Linked DNA regions of Homo sapiens: regions 2, 3 and 4 are each linked to region 1. A link is a contact called in ENCODE Hi-C or POLR2A ChIA-PET data. All regions are on one chromosome and are shown on one strand. Each heading gives the region's core, a stretch centred on a gene start or an enhancer-like site at or near the end of the contact. The rest is flanking DNA. Distances are from core to core; before and after follow the strand shown.

The links. Hi-C counts contacts between places; a loop is a spot of excess contacts on that map. ChIA-PET counts read pairs that join two places held with the same protein, here RNA polymerase II (POLR2A). Pooled maps may share reads with other maps.
Region 2: a map of chondrocyte shows a loop between it and region 1 (2.2-fold over the local background). The contact joins the enhancer-like site here to the promoter of CDK14 in region 1. A Hi-C loop is called at or near these places in 1 of 168 maps with a recorded cell type or tissue (chondrocyte), 1 of 37 single-sample maps with no recorded cell type and 5 of 50 pooled maps. POLR2A ChIA-PET finds 5 or more read pairs at or near these places in 1 of 52 experiments (MCF 10A).
Region 3: a map of B cell shows a loop between it and region 1 (11-fold over the local background). The contact joins the promoter of CLDN12 here to the promoter of CDK14 in region 1. A Hi-C loop is called at or near these places in 2 of 168 maps with a recorded cell type or tissue (B cell and ascending aorta), 6 of 37 single-sample maps with no recorded cell type and 14 of 50 pooled maps. POLR2A ChIA-PET finds 5 or more read pairs at or near these places in 2 of 52 experiments (AG04450 and activated T-cell).
Region 4: a loop to region 1 is called in a map of Right ventricle myocardium superior, with 2.5 times the contacts of the local background. The contact joins the enhancer-like site here to the promoter of CDK14 in region 1. A Hi-C loop is called at or near these places in 5 of 168 maps with a recorded cell type or tissue (Caco-2, Right ventricle myocardium inferior, Right ventricle myocardium superior and 2 more), 7 of 37 single-sample maps with no recorded cell type and 11 of 50 pooled maps. POLR2A ChIA-PET finds 5 or more read pairs at or near these places in 1 of 52 experiments (OCI-LY7).

The regions. Positions count from the first base shown.
Region 1 is chr7:90,594,424-90,597,929 of GRCh38, forward strand. CDK14 (cyclin dependent kinase 14) reads left to right here and starts at 1,898. Exons shown (of 15, transcript NM_001287135.2): 1 at 1,898-2,295. The coding sequence starts at 2,205. RefSeq lists silencers at 1,506-1,705, 1,726-2,035, 2,226-2,425, 2,486-2,535.
Region 2 is chr7:90,814,729-90,818,234 of GRCh38, forward strand. The region is part of intron 5 of CDK14 (cyclin dependent kinase 14); the gene reads left to right. Among named protein-coding and RNA genes, the nearest start is that of CDK14, 220 kb to the left of the region's middle. Within about 2 kb of position 1,988, at least 5 of the 41 ENCODE cell types and tissues checked have a DNase peak (open chromatin) inside an H3K27ac peak, as active enhancers do.
Region 3 is chr7:90,401,462-90,404,967 of GRCh38, forward strand. CLDN12 (claudin 12) reads left to right here and starts at 2,000. Exons shown (of 4, transcript NM_001185072.3): 1 at 2,000-2,088. RefSeq lists an enhancer at 2,180-2,705.
Region 4 is chr7:90,724,934-90,728,439 of GRCh38, forward strand. CDK14 (cyclin dependent kinase 14) reads left to right here. Exons shown (of 15, transcript NM_001287135.2): 3 at 1,634-1,879. Among named protein-coding and RNA genes, the nearest start is that of CDK14, 130 kb to the left of the region's middle. Within about 2 kb of position 1,883, at least 3 of the 41 ENCODE cell types and tissues checked have a DNase peak (open chromatin) inside an H3K27ac peak, as active enhancers do; they include OCI-LY7, where a contact is called at or near this core.

The sequences.
Region 1 (3,506 bases), core at 648-3,147:
CTGAGGTGGGAGGATGGCTTGAGCCCAGGAGAGAAGGTTGCAGTCAGCCGAGATGGCGCCACTGCACTCCAGCCTGGGCGACAGGCCCTGTCTCGGAAAAAAAAAAAAAAATACTGCGAAGGTAAAATAAACATATATTTAACATATTATATATTTGAAACAGCCATTGTCACAGTGGATAACAGTCACAGGTGTATAATAGTGAAAGTTCGTTAAATTAATATTTCTTCGTGTTTGTTGACTCGTACAACCCATTAGTGTTTTGATTGGTTGCATTTGTCTTTTCATTCATAACTGCTGAAAACTTTCTCCCTAACTAACCTGAGGAAGTGGTAAAAGTCAAACTTTTTTCCGGTATGAGGCCACCCTTGGTGCTGTCTGTAATTATCTAGACATGGCAGCCAGGATCCAACAGCTTTGCGTTTTAACTCATATGGTCTTTCCTGGCGAATTCCTTGCCCCCCTCTGCTCCCCACTTAGCTTGACTTCCTGTCTTTTATCATCCGCAATCTATCAAGATCCTACAATGTGCTCAGTGTAGGGCGGAACAAATCACTGTTTTACCTCACAATTTAAGGAAGGCAGGGGGCTAGTTTTTAAGATAAAAATCTTTTAACAAAACATAAACTCCCCAAAATTTCCTACAAGCCAAACAGCATTGTCACACCCTCACAAGCTCTTATTACTTACACAGCCAAATGACTCAAGATTACTAACGTTTCTATTCATAAGGAGTTTGCTGGCCTCAGATCAACACAATCAAGCCCTCCCCCACCTTCCTTCTCTCTCCCCTGGGAGACTGACGTTTGGAACTCACGCCGCACCAGGTTTTTTCAGAATGAAGACGATGTGTGTTCGCTGCTGGAACTGTTTGTCCTGGGATTTTATAAACACCTCCCCCACTCCTTTTTAAAGTTCTGTTTTTGAGGTGGGGGAAAAGGAGGTCGGAATCTGTTTAGCCTTTAAATCTCCCAATTCAGAAATATATTCTAAGAATTTAATAGAAAAAGACCAAGGGCTGTGTCTGCTATTTACTGCAGAACTGGGTATTCCTATCAGAAATCACCTACATGTGTCACCAAGATCAGAGACAAGGATGAGGGAAACAGCATGATCCCTGCCTTCTGGAGGGTTACAGTTGAAGCTTCCGCTGCTTCTGCACTTGACCTCAAAACAAACAAAAAACCCACCGCAAACAACAACAAAAAAATCCAGGCCCACCTTTCCCCTTGGATCTTTCACTTGACAGCTTTCTCGGCCCAAAATAAGGCACCCTACATCTGAATGCATCCCTAAGGCCTTACCGCACCCAGTCCAGGAGGCAGTCCTGGCAGCTGCCCTCCACCGAACTCCGCGCTTTTTCACACACGCTCGTGGAAGGAGAAAACCGCTCAAACAACTGGACTCGGCCCGTTTCCTTTCGGTAACCTCCCCACAGCCCAACACGCTGTCCCCAGACGCTGCCCGCTCCCACCCCGGTCCCTTCGTGATCCTCCCGCGCGCGGGCGGGGCGGGGGAGGAGCGCGGGGGCGGCCGGGAGGGGCGCGGCCGGGAGGGGGCGCCGCCGGGGCGCGAGCCAGACACAGAGGGCCGCGGAGGACGCGGGAGGCGAGCGGGGAGCCGAGGTCGTGCTAGGATCCCGCGCCCAGGGGCCTTCGTCGAGGGAGGGGCGTGGCGGCGGCAGCAGGAGGGCAGCAGGAGCTGTCAGGCTGGCGGTTCCGCGCCGCGGCTCCTTCTGCGCTGCGCCCGCAACTCTGGGCTGAGAACTTCTCCCGCCGGCCCACTCGCCCTCGCCCCGCGCACTCGGCGCCAGGCGACTCCCGCACCTTGTACCCGGCCCGCCCCGCCTCCTCCTTCGGCCGCACCACTCCCCCTGCCGGCCGCGCTTCTCTCCGTTACAAAGGAGGGAAAATGAGCCGGGCGGCGGCGGCGCGGCGCGGGGCCACCACGGCGGCGGCGAGCGCGGCCGCCCCCGGCACCACGTAAACCGCCCCCGCCCGCCCAGCTGCGGCCCAGGCCGGAGCGGAGCCTGCCGTCCTCCGCCTGCCTGCTGCTCGCCTCCCTAGACCTGCGCGTCGCTTCCCGGCCCGCCGAGGAGGTGGTGGAGGAGGAGGCGCCGCTTTCCCCGCGGCGCGCGCCCTCGCCGTTGTCTGAGCTGTGCCTGGACCAGTTTGGGGAAGTTGTCGGGGCTCCGCGTCGCCCAGATGTGTGACCTCATTGAGCCGCAGCCGGCCGAGAAGATCGGCAAGATGAAGAAGTTGCGGAGAACTTTGTCGGAGAGTTTCAGTCGCATTGGTGAGTAGCGCGCTGCCCCCGGCCCCCCCAGCGCCCGCTCCCCTCGGCCTGCGCCCCCGCCGCGTTCCTGGCACCAGCCATGCAGCTGCCAGCGGGGCTGGCGTGGGGTGCGTTGTAGGCGGGGATCGAGGGCACAGTGCTAGGGACCCGGGGGAGGGCAAGGACGTAAAGGAAAGAGACCCCTCTTCCTCAGGATCTGGGGGTTCATTTGTAGATTCTCTCAAGCCTACAATATGGGTTCTCCCCTCCTCCGCCACTAGTGCTCGCCCTTTCGCGCGCGTGGGGGACGGGCGAGGGGACCCCTCGGCCCCCACCGCGCAAGGGGCTGCGCGGCTGCTTGGGCCACTTGTTATTTTTTGCGCACAGGCTTGGATATTGGGCGTTTAGTCAGTAATTTAGCTTTGGAAATTGGTGAAACGTTAGACTGTGCCCTGGTATTGTTTAACGTATCCAACCTAAAGGGAAGTGGGACAGTTACCTTGGGACCTATTGTTCGGTACTTCGGGTCCTGGAAAGCGAGATTTGGGTGTTCAGTCTCGAGGTCTCTGAATCTTCCCGCTGCTGGAGAGAAATGCGCGCTGTGGAGTTGTCTGGACATTTAGGAATGTCTCTCGAACTTGTTCCATTTAATAGAGCTCAGGGGCTGTTGTCTTTAAACCAAACAACAAACCAACTGACCAACAGTGTTTAGGACAGTGACGAATAAATGCATGTCACAGGTTGTAATAGGGTGACAGCAGTATCACGTGGAATGGGTTTGTTAGATTTTGAGTACTGGGCATAGAAAACCCCTTTTAACCTGAAGAGTTAGCTGCCTCCCCTACTGTCACAACTTTCACTAATAACATGTAACTGCCCTGAGCAAGAGAATGCTATAGACACAAAAGATAACCCCTGCGAGTCCCTAGGAAGCTGCCTAGTCTTTGTTTCACTTGTTTTAAATGTCATCCATGTTAACGAAAGTGTTAATGGAAATTAAACATAAAGGTACTTAATTCCTTAAAATAAAACCCTGGGATGCACATGAGTGTTACAGATATCCTTCCACCCATTCATTGTAAGATATGCAAACTTTCTTCAAGTGAGAGAGTACAATGGATCGAAATTTAGCCAAGTTTTTTTTTTTTTTTTTGTCTTTCGACTTAAAATTTTGTGTTGGTATGCAAAATCTTTCCCCAGATGACTGTAAAGTTATGGTATGAAACCAATCT
Region 2 (3,506 bases), core at 738-3,237, 220 kb after region 1:
TTGTGCCACTGCACTCCAGCCTGGGCGACAGAGCAAGATTCCATCTCAAAAGAAACAAACAAAACTTATTGAGTAACTTATGCAGCCAGGAAGCTGATTGTAAATGGCAACTGACAAGCTGAACTTTTATGATTCCATAGTGGAGAAGCAGCCAGAGAAGCTACATCTCAGAAGAAGGACTCTCTTGCCTTTTTAAAATTTGAGTCTTCCTCAGCTCTGCTTTGAGCATCCTTCAAGGTCATGTTAGTGCTGCCTCTTCCCTGAAATCTTTCTGGCTTTCATAGAAACAATCTTTTTCCTTCTTTTTACTTTTTGTTCATTTTTGTTGTTGTTGTTTTATTTGTGTACACTTACCTTTTAGCACTTACTACATTGTACTTTATGATACAGTCAATTGTGTTCAATTATAAACTATTGCCAACTTAGGGCTTTATGTTCTAAGGGTTGTGGTGTGAACCAAGCACTGACTAGTAATATCCAAACTCTTTTCCTATTGCCATCAAAATGGAACTAAACCAGAGTGCAGTTTGTGTTTCAATATAATTTAAGCAGTAATGAAAATGGCCATATCAACAAACATATGAAAAAAAGCTCATCATCACTGGTCATTATATAAATGTAAATCAAAACCACTATGAGATATCATCTCATGCCAGTTAGAATGGCAATCATTAAAAAGTCAGGGAACAACAGATGCTGGTGAGGCTGTGGAGAAATAGGAACACTTTTACACTATTGGTGGAGTGTAAATTAGTTCAACCATTGTGGAATGCAGTATGGCAATTCCTCAAGGACCTAGAACCGGAAATAACATTTGACCCAGCAGTCCCATTACTGGGTATATACCCAAAGGATTATAAATCATTTTACTATAAAGACACATACACACATATGTTTATTGTGGCATTATTCACAATAGCAAAGACTTGGAACCAATCCAAATGCCCATCAACGATAGACTGGATAAAGAAAATGTGGCACATGTATACCATGGAATACTATGCAGCCATAAAAAAGAATGAGTTCATGTCTTTTGCAGGGACATGGATGAAGCTGGAAGCCATCATTCTCAGCAAACTAACACAGAAACAGAAAACCAAACACTGCATGTTCTCACTCATAAGTGGGAGTTGAACAATGAGAACACATGGACACAGGGAGGGTAACTTCACACACTGGGGCCTTTCCGGGGATGGGGGGTAAGGGGAGGGGGAGAATCAGGACAAACACCTAATGCATGCGGGGCTTAAGACCTAGAAGATGGGTTGATAGGTGCAGCAAACCACCATGGCACGTGTATGCCTATGTAACAAACCTGCATGTTCTATACATGTATCCCAGAACTTAAAATTTTTTTAAAAAAAGGGCCATAGTGGTTTCTGAATGAAAAGAGTTAGAGATCACTGATGTGGTCATGGCAGACATGGGATTTGGGCTGAGCCTTCAAACGTAGATAAAATTCCTATAAACATAAATGAACAGAGAAAGACATAACTGCCAGGGCAGCTGGCTGGAGTAGGACTAGTACTTCCACTCCACATCAACCAACACCACCACCAGTTTGGCTGGCATAGAGAGAATTAAATATCTTGCTAGTAGGGTGTGTGGGTTGCTCCTGAAAGTTTTCTAATGAAAACTCGAGCTGCTCAGATGTTCACTGTTATTCTACTAAAAAGATAATCTGGGTATTGTTCTGTGCGGTGTCAGTTTCTAGGACTTATTTTCTTTATACTTGTTGTTTGTTACTATTCCTTTTGTTACTTTGGCATGAATTTAATTATTGACACTGGATCATTAATGTGGCCAGGGCATTTGGGATGATTGGTCAGGAGACCCAGGGATCTGTAAGAAAATGTCATCCTGGGAAAGAGGAGATATAACAAGATATTGAAGATTGTGTCCAGTTCAGGGATATTAGTAAATTCTGAGAAAGATTTGAGTATCTTCAGCGAGGGTGAGTTTGAGGTTGATAGGACTACGTACAGAAACAGGGAAGTCAGACGTGGCAACAGTTTTAGGGCCAAAGTGACTGAATTCATGTGGTATGTACTGAAACTGAGGTGATAACCATTTATCCCAGTAAATCACTGAATCTGAGGATATAAAAGCTGAAAAGAGCATTAGTGGTGATGTAATCTGTTCCCACCATTTTACAAGAGAACAAGTGAGTCCTAGAGCGAGTAGGTAGTTTGAACTACCAAGATCAGGAGTGAAAGTCGTATGAGTCATCACTGCAGAGAAGATGGTCAGAGATCTGGCAGTGAATCACTTAGTTAAAATACAGCTCTCACCACAGATTATATCTGATCTTGGTGTGAAGTGCCAAAAAACACGTCATTCAGATCTCTCTGTATTTTATATTTTCTCCTGACATTTTGGAATGTGGTGGAACTCTTCAAAAGACTATCAAATAATTCCTATTTTAATTTTATAAAAGGAAAATTAATAGCATATGTGGGGAAAATGTACCATATAGTACATTGTGGGAAAAGTGTAGAAGTAGAGAATTAAGGGAAATTTTAGTATGGGTCATTTATATATTTTGGACACATGCCATTTCAGTCAAGTCCTTGAGTATACCCGTAAGAATCGAATTGATAATCGTACTTTTAAAAACCCTAGCAACCTGAACAGGACCCAAGAAATAGAATTAAAGAAAATAATAAGCCAGAACTTGGCGGTGGTTCTGTTATCTGTGAGCTTGACACTCTTTCCTTTTTGTCCTAAAGTTTCAGACTGGAATGGGCAGGAATCAACAGCAGGGGTCAGTTTTAATGATGCTAACTTGGTGTAACAAAATTATTTAGGATTATAAAATTTTCTTGATAGAGACTGAGATTAGTTTTTCTGTAGGAATTTTTGTTTGTTTGTTTGTTTTAAGAATTGATCCAGTTTCTGTGATGAACAGCAGATTGGTGGAGCTGGCTTATTTAGAATGACCTGTGTAATATTTTTTAAAAGTTCTAAATGCATAGTAGTCTCTTAGTAAGTGGTTGTCTCTGTTGTTACTTTCTAAATGCCTTTGATTAAATTGTAAGATTGTAAGCCGTTAGGAAGCAGTTCAACATTTCTACTCTCAGGGACTTCCAAGGTTGATTTGGATCTGGAGTAGCTCTTCTCCTCTGCCTGTTTTATGTTAATACATTTGGATTATTCCGGATGGTTCATGGTGGGTAAGGGAACCAATCTCCCACCATCTACCCTTTCTAACCAGCAGACTGTAAGCCCACAGAATTGATTACCAGACAGATTCACACCTAAGCCCATCTGACTCTTAAAGCACAGCTCTTAACACTAGGAAGTGCTGCTTCCCGGAGGCAGGATTATAGAAGTTAAGACTTAACCCTGAAGTGATTTGCTAGTTGATTGGCCAGGAGCTGCAGACTGTTACCCCAACTCCTGCTCCAGATTTCCTTTCTTAGTCAAATGCACACAGTCCTCTCTAGCATAACTGTGAATGTGTTAGAAAACAATCAAAACTTGTCTGGCAATGATTCACACATAAC
Region 3 (3,506 bases), core at 750-3,249, 190 kb before region 1:
TGACCTCCAGAATTGTAAGATAATAAATTTATTGTGTTTTAAGCCTTTGAATTTGTGGTAATTTGTCACAGCAGCAATAGAAATCTAACACAGTGACCAAATGGGAATCTCTGTAGAATTTTGGTGGTGAATGGTACACTGCAGTGAATTTAAGATTTGACTTTCTCCTTGAAGAATCTCTAATGAGAAAAAGAGGAAAGACAGGATTGTTAATTGCAGATCTAAATTCTTATCTAAAGTATTTTTGAGAATTATATTCCAATTATCTAACTATTGAACTCCAACAGGGTATTTAAGTATTCTGTTCCATCTTTGCTATGCCAGAGGCAGGCATTTTAGACCCCAGCTTGAACAGTAAGTCTAGGAATAGGGTTGTCTTTCCTTCCTTTTTGTGCTGTGATTTTTTAAAATTATTGTAATCAATTGCAAGTACCTCCCAGCTAAAGTCCTCTAATCAGGCAGTATTCATCAGTGATTGGGAAATAAGTTATAAGATGATTTTGTACATAGTTATTTGATTCAATTCAGCTTTATAGATGAGAGAACTGAAGTTCAGAGGAAATAAGTGATTATCGTTTGTCACATTGCTATTATCCATCTGCTATTGCCAGAGCTGGCCTGGAGCCCAGAAATCTTTTCACCACCCAATGCTATCTTTCTTCCTCATTATTACATTTCCCAGTCTGGCTTTGGGATCGGATTGCTTCTGGCCTTAGATAACCTTATCCATCCTCTAAAGCAGTATCACACATAAGAAGGAGGTAGCAGTGGACTGATAGTAGCCTCTCTACCCTCCCTTTTTAAAAAGTCTCTGACAAATAGTCTCATTGTTACTAGAGCAACGCAAAATGGAAAATGCTAATAGCAAACATATAGTCCTTATTATGCGTCAGATACTGTTGTAACTGTCTCTGTAGTAATTCATTTAATCCTCATCACAATTTTCTGATGTAGATATACTGTTACAGATGAGACCTTGAGGCACAAAGGGGTTACCTTACTTGCCAAGGTTATACTTACTTGGGATGGGTGCCATCCTTTTGTATAAACTATGATACTTTTTCTTCTTTTTATTTTGAAAAATTTCTAAGATACAGAGAATTTGAAAGAATAGTACAAGAGACACCCACAAACATATTCTTCATGAATCCAACAATTATACACTTTGCCACACTTTATATCCATTTGTGTGTGTGTATGTGTGTGTGTATGTGTGATCATTTCGAAGTAGTAGGCATCACAACACTTCAGCATCCTTTATTTTTTAAAAAATCAGATCATTGCTATTTAGGACTTTGGAATCTTTTAGTTTAATTCAGATATTCATTCACTAATGCAGGACTTCACATTGGAGAGAAGCCAACAGAGAAAGGGACAGGACAGTAGAAATTGTGTGGGAGAGTAAAATTAGTTCAAATATCTAATAGCTAGCTATACTGTACTTTAGCTATATTAGGTCCCTCAGTTTTCAAGACAACAGTATGATGTGGGTGATCTTATCCCCATTTTTCCAGATAACCTCCAGATGTAGAGATAACTTTCCCAGGGCCACCCAATCAATACACAGCAAAGCCCCATACAAATCTGGGCTGTTTGGTTCTAGACTTTGAGCTCTTTTTCTACTTTTTGCCTAGATAAACACTTTGAGGGGAAAAAAAATCCAGATTTAAGAATTTTTGCTAACCTTCCTACGGGCAAGTCACCTTCAAGTCACCTGGGTACTTAGGTATCCAACTCAAAACTACTTTTAGTTTTGTTTCGTTTTGCCTTTTTTTTTTCTTTAACCGATAACCCAATTCTAGACGGAACATAAGGTGCAAGAGAAATCCGGGGAGGTGGAGGCAGAGAAAGGGAAGGGCAGGAGGTGGTCGCAGGATGTTGCCTGCGGCTGGCGGCCCAGTGGATTCTGGGAATTGTAGTCCCAGCCATCCAGGGCATTGCCGTTCAGGGCCACGGGAAAACCTGACTGCGCTCCCAGAAGCCTCCGGTGTACCTCGCTGGGAACGCACTTCCTGGGACGCTGAGAGGGAGACGCTCCAAGAGGCTCCTCAGTGTGGGCGAGTAAAATGCCCTGCGTGTGAGAAGCAGGTAGGTGTGGTCAAGATGTTCCGATTTCTGGGTCTTTTGCATAAGTAACTGAGGATTTTATGTAAAATGGCTAAATCCAGGAGAATCAGGAGCGTTGGAAAACGCTGACCACATCTGTGGATGTGAAAATTGAGTAGGTATTTGGTAAGGCTTTAAAAAATTATTTTGTACACAGGAGTATGGAAATGTCGAGGTGTGTTGCCGGAGCCGCCAAGGACTGGGAGCTTTGCTGGCGCGGGTTTGTGGGGGAGCCCAAGCTGCTATTTTTGAATAACCAGCTGATGCTGGTTGCGTAATGATGACCTGCTTGCGGTTCAAACCCACTCAGTGTTGCAGGGATGGGCTAGCTCTGAGAGCGTTAACAGTCACTGTTGCGGTCTCTCTCCATTGGCTCTAACTAGTAGGGCGTTTTCTTCCTTCTGCCAGGTCTGGGTCTACCACACACAGGGCTCTTCGAAAAGAGGGAGGAGGAGAGGAGGCGGAGGGGGGAGGAGGGGGGCGGAGGGGGATGCGGATTGCTCTGGAAGCTTGGTTTGCTTTCCTGTAAGTTCTGTGCACCCGGCCTTGTAAGGGGCCCATAGCCACGTTAGGGAAAGGTCAGACTTGGTGACCTCACTTAAAATGATTGCTCAAGGATTCTATTGTGCGTTATTAATTGTAAAACGATTTCCTCTGACTTTGGAGTGTGCAATTATGATTGATACCAACCCAAGAAACACATTTGGGGCGGGGGAGGGGTTGGGGGGGACTTGACTGAAATCTCCGAGCAGCCAGTTGCAGAGAGCATTCTACATAATGATCGTAATAGGGCTAGTGATGAACGCCTCAATCCAGGAAACTCTCAGGCGCACATAATAATGAGTTTCCATTCTCATCCTACCTGTTTGAGATAAATGGTATTTGAAGAGGAAGTGGCTAATGTTTAAAGTAGATATATAGAAGCATCTTTAAGTATCAGGTTGAGCCATTGGTGGAACTATTTTTTTTTTAAGCATTCTGGTTGCAAATTTCAGGATGCAGAATTCAGATCAACTTTGTCTGGTCTTGTTGTCAGTGTCCTTTTTTAAAAATGTAAAAGAAAATTTCTTTTACTTCCAAGACAACTGCACAGTCTTTCACCACCTTCCTTATCCTTTCACCGTAGTCATGAAAATGATCTAAAACATTCATTAAATATCAATCATATATTCCCAAGACAGCAAAGTGTTTTTCATCCTCATTTCTCCTATATTCTCAAGTCACAAGATGAGTTAATTTTTTTCTTCTATTTCTACGTATTTTTCTATATTCTATATATTTCTCATATATAATGCATGAATTAAGGAATAAACAGCCTTTTTATTTTTTTTTTTTTATTATTTGAGACAGATCATTGCTATGTCATCCAGGCTGGAGTGCAGTGGCATGATCATGACTCA
Region 4 (3,506 bases), core at 633-3,132, 130 kb after region 1:
TTTTTACTTTTTGATCATGACTAGAGGACTCTGCCTTGAGTCTTTTAAAAATATCTTCAGCTGTTTTCTCACATGCTAAAAAGTATGATAATATTTTTCTCATTTGACTTAGTTAGAATTCAGCCTGTGCTTAGTAGTTGAGACATACTCATAGGGTTGATGTTTAATGATTAAAAACTTTTTGTTTCAAAAACTTGAAATGGCTTATTTTAATTATACATGCTTTTCTACTTTAGTGGTTTTTAAAACATTACATATGTTGGAATATTTATTATAAAATTCACACAAGAGTGTACCAAAAATTGCTAATCTTGCCCGTTCAATTCCACATGTCTGGAGATATCTGATGTTAATAGTTTGGTGGTGTGTTTTCCTGTATACTTTTCACCATGCTCATACACTCACAAATATCTATATCTATGCATCTGTGTCTGTATTTATATCTGTATCTGTCTATATCTATCCATATACATAGCCGCATTTATACCCCACATGGAGTCATTCTATACATATTAGCTCTGTGTATCTGTGGGTTCTGTATGCACATACTCAACCAACCACGGACCCAAAGTGTGTATTCAAAAACTTCGTATTTTTACCTTAACAGTGTGGGCTTTTCATAAATATCTTCGGTTTTTCTGCTTTTGATAGCATATAGGGATGTGGGAACTTTTTATAAGAAGAAAAGCATTCTAAAAACAATTTTATTTAGAGTTATATTTTCTTTAGAGAGAACAATTAAATTAGTTAGCTTTACAGACAAGCCAGAGGCCATCAAATTATTGAATAAAGACAACAAAGTCTCCAGAGTATCGGGAGAATGACAGGCTTAGAACTAAAGTAAAAAGCAAGGAGCAAAAATCACAGAGACTGAAATAAAATGAGAGGGTGGGGAAGGCTGGGTGAGAAGAGAATGGGTGAAGAAGGAAGAAGAAGGGAAGGAGGTGGAGGTCTAGTGGAATAATGTAAACCAAATTTTGAAATGAATGCTTTTTGGTGTTTTTCTTTTACAATGTTATTTCTTTTTATCCATTAGCTTTGAAATAAAGGAAACCCCCACCATTGTCCTCAGTTCTTCAGTATCTCTAACCATTAGCTCCATTCATTCCAATTTGGAGATGAAATCAAGATGGGGACAGATTTTAAGCATACATATTCATGCATAAAACTTTTAAACAACATAATGCCCTTTCCTTCTCTAGCCTAGGTTAGCTGCTTACACGATGACCCATCAGTTAATGTCCATCTGATTTGCCTATTTTTTGTTTTTTAAATTAAGGCTAGTTACCCAACCTCTTAATGATTCAGAAATAAACCACTTCCAGTCAGATGGTAAAACGTGTGACAGAGTTCAAGAATCATGTTAGGGTACTACTAGCAGCCTGGGCCTTAAGTTTCTCATTTTAGAGGTAGATTTTTTAGTGTAAGCTCTAGTGTGAGATCTAAGTGTAAACACAATGATTGTGAGGATTTTTTTGTACTGTAATTTATGCTGATGCAGCTTTTAGAATGTGGGCTTTTTGGGTATTTCCTGAAACTGAAATTGGCATGCTTTCTAGAGTTATATATTGGCATGTTTAGTGATATTAAAGTTGCAGTGAAGAGTTCTGAATTTAATTTCTTCTTTTCTCAGATATGTGTCACAAAGATGTCTACACGGAACTGCCAGGGAATGGACTCAGTGATCAAACCCCTGGACACAATTCCTGAGGATAAAAAAGTCAGAGTTCAGAGGACACAGAGCACTTTTGACCCATTTGAGAAACCAGCTAATCAAGTAAAGAGGGTGCATTCTGAGAACAATGCTTGCATTAACTTTAAGACCTCCTCCACTGGCAAAGAGTCACCTAAAGTTAGGCGGCACTCCAGCCCCAGCTCGGTAAGTGCAGTCTTTTTGTTTATCACTGGGTAAACAGAAGGAATAGCCTTCTTATGATAGCATGCGGTGCTGGAAGACAGCAGGAAACTTTATCAGTGCCTTATTATGCATTCTCTCCCAGGGTGGTTGAATGTTTTGGAAGAGAGAGAGCAAACTATATATGGACTCCTTATTTATAAGCACTAAGCAAGCAAATGAATGAAATGATTCAACTTATTTTTGGAAAAATCATTTTTCCCCCTTAATTGTTTCTAGTTAGAGGAATTTATAATTAAAAGTCTTTTGTATTTCAAACCCTTGGAGAGGTTATTGAACTTTACTGTGTAGGCAGTAAGGATAGTTTTGAAATTAGCAAATTCACAAGGAATTTCATTGCAGAATAAATATCAAAATTTGTTCACTTGCGTTAATCCAGTTTTTTTTGGGGGGGTACTCCACCAGTCTTTCTCATGTGACTCTGTAAAGTGACAAGTTGAAGTTCTTTTCCAGGACAAAGCCCTGTACTGAATGGAAAATGCTGGAGTAGAAATCTGTGTAGGGTAGATTCAGTAGGACCAAAGGAAAGAAGAGAATGTCCAGAAAGAAGTGTTAGAGGGAAACAGACTTTAGATATAACTAGTGATTTACAAGTTAGAAAGGAACACACCAAGAGAGAATATTCTCTGTTATATTTCTATTCTCAAATACATTTTTTCCTACTTTTTGGCTTAAATTAATATACATTATTTACAATTGTATGATAATGTAAATTTTGGTCAGGGAAACCACAAGTATGCTATGAATAAATTTCCTTCCTTGCACAACTTCTTCATTTTCTTAGTTGTCATTGTCTACTTTTCCTTCATTCAAATTAAGATAATTTTAAACACAATTTGAGGCCTGCAACTATATGACAAAACTGTAAAATGCCTCCAAAACAAATCAGATAATCTATCAGTTTTTCTCCCCCACTGAGATTGCCCTGGCAGTTCTTCATAGTCCTAATTTAATATAGATTGGTTAACCTCTAATCCTATAGTCATAAGGCGTCCTTTTCTGAGAATTTTTTCCTCCTTTTTTAATGTTAAATACCCATTCTCTGGGTTACATGTCTTTCTTGTTCTTGGTTTATTTCATTGTTTTAAAGTACATCCTCGCAGTAGCTTCTTGAGAAAGGGTGATGGGGGGTTTGTCATATGACTATGATTTTATCTGTCGTTGATTACTTGATTAATAATCTGGCCAAGTATGTGATTTTAGTTTAGAAAATAATTTTTTCTTAGACTTTTGAATACCTTGTTTTATTGTTTTCTAGGTGCCTAGATTGTATTGAAATCCCTAGACTATTCTGGTTTCCCAGTTCATCCTTTATCTGCTTTTTTGTTTGTGGAACTTTCTAGGACTTTCTTTTCATCCCTGGTGTCATCCTTTTTCTTGGTATCAATGGGTGTTTTCAATTTTTGAGTTAATTTCTTTCAGTTTCAAAAATTTTCTTATATGTTTATTTAATTTTTTGTAATCTTCTCTTTTACGATAACATTTTTATTAGTTGGATGTTGGCATTATTGGATTGATCTTCTAGTTACCTTTTCTTTTCCCTATTATTTTAAATCTTTTTTTTCCTACCTTCTGGGTTTTTTTAACTTTT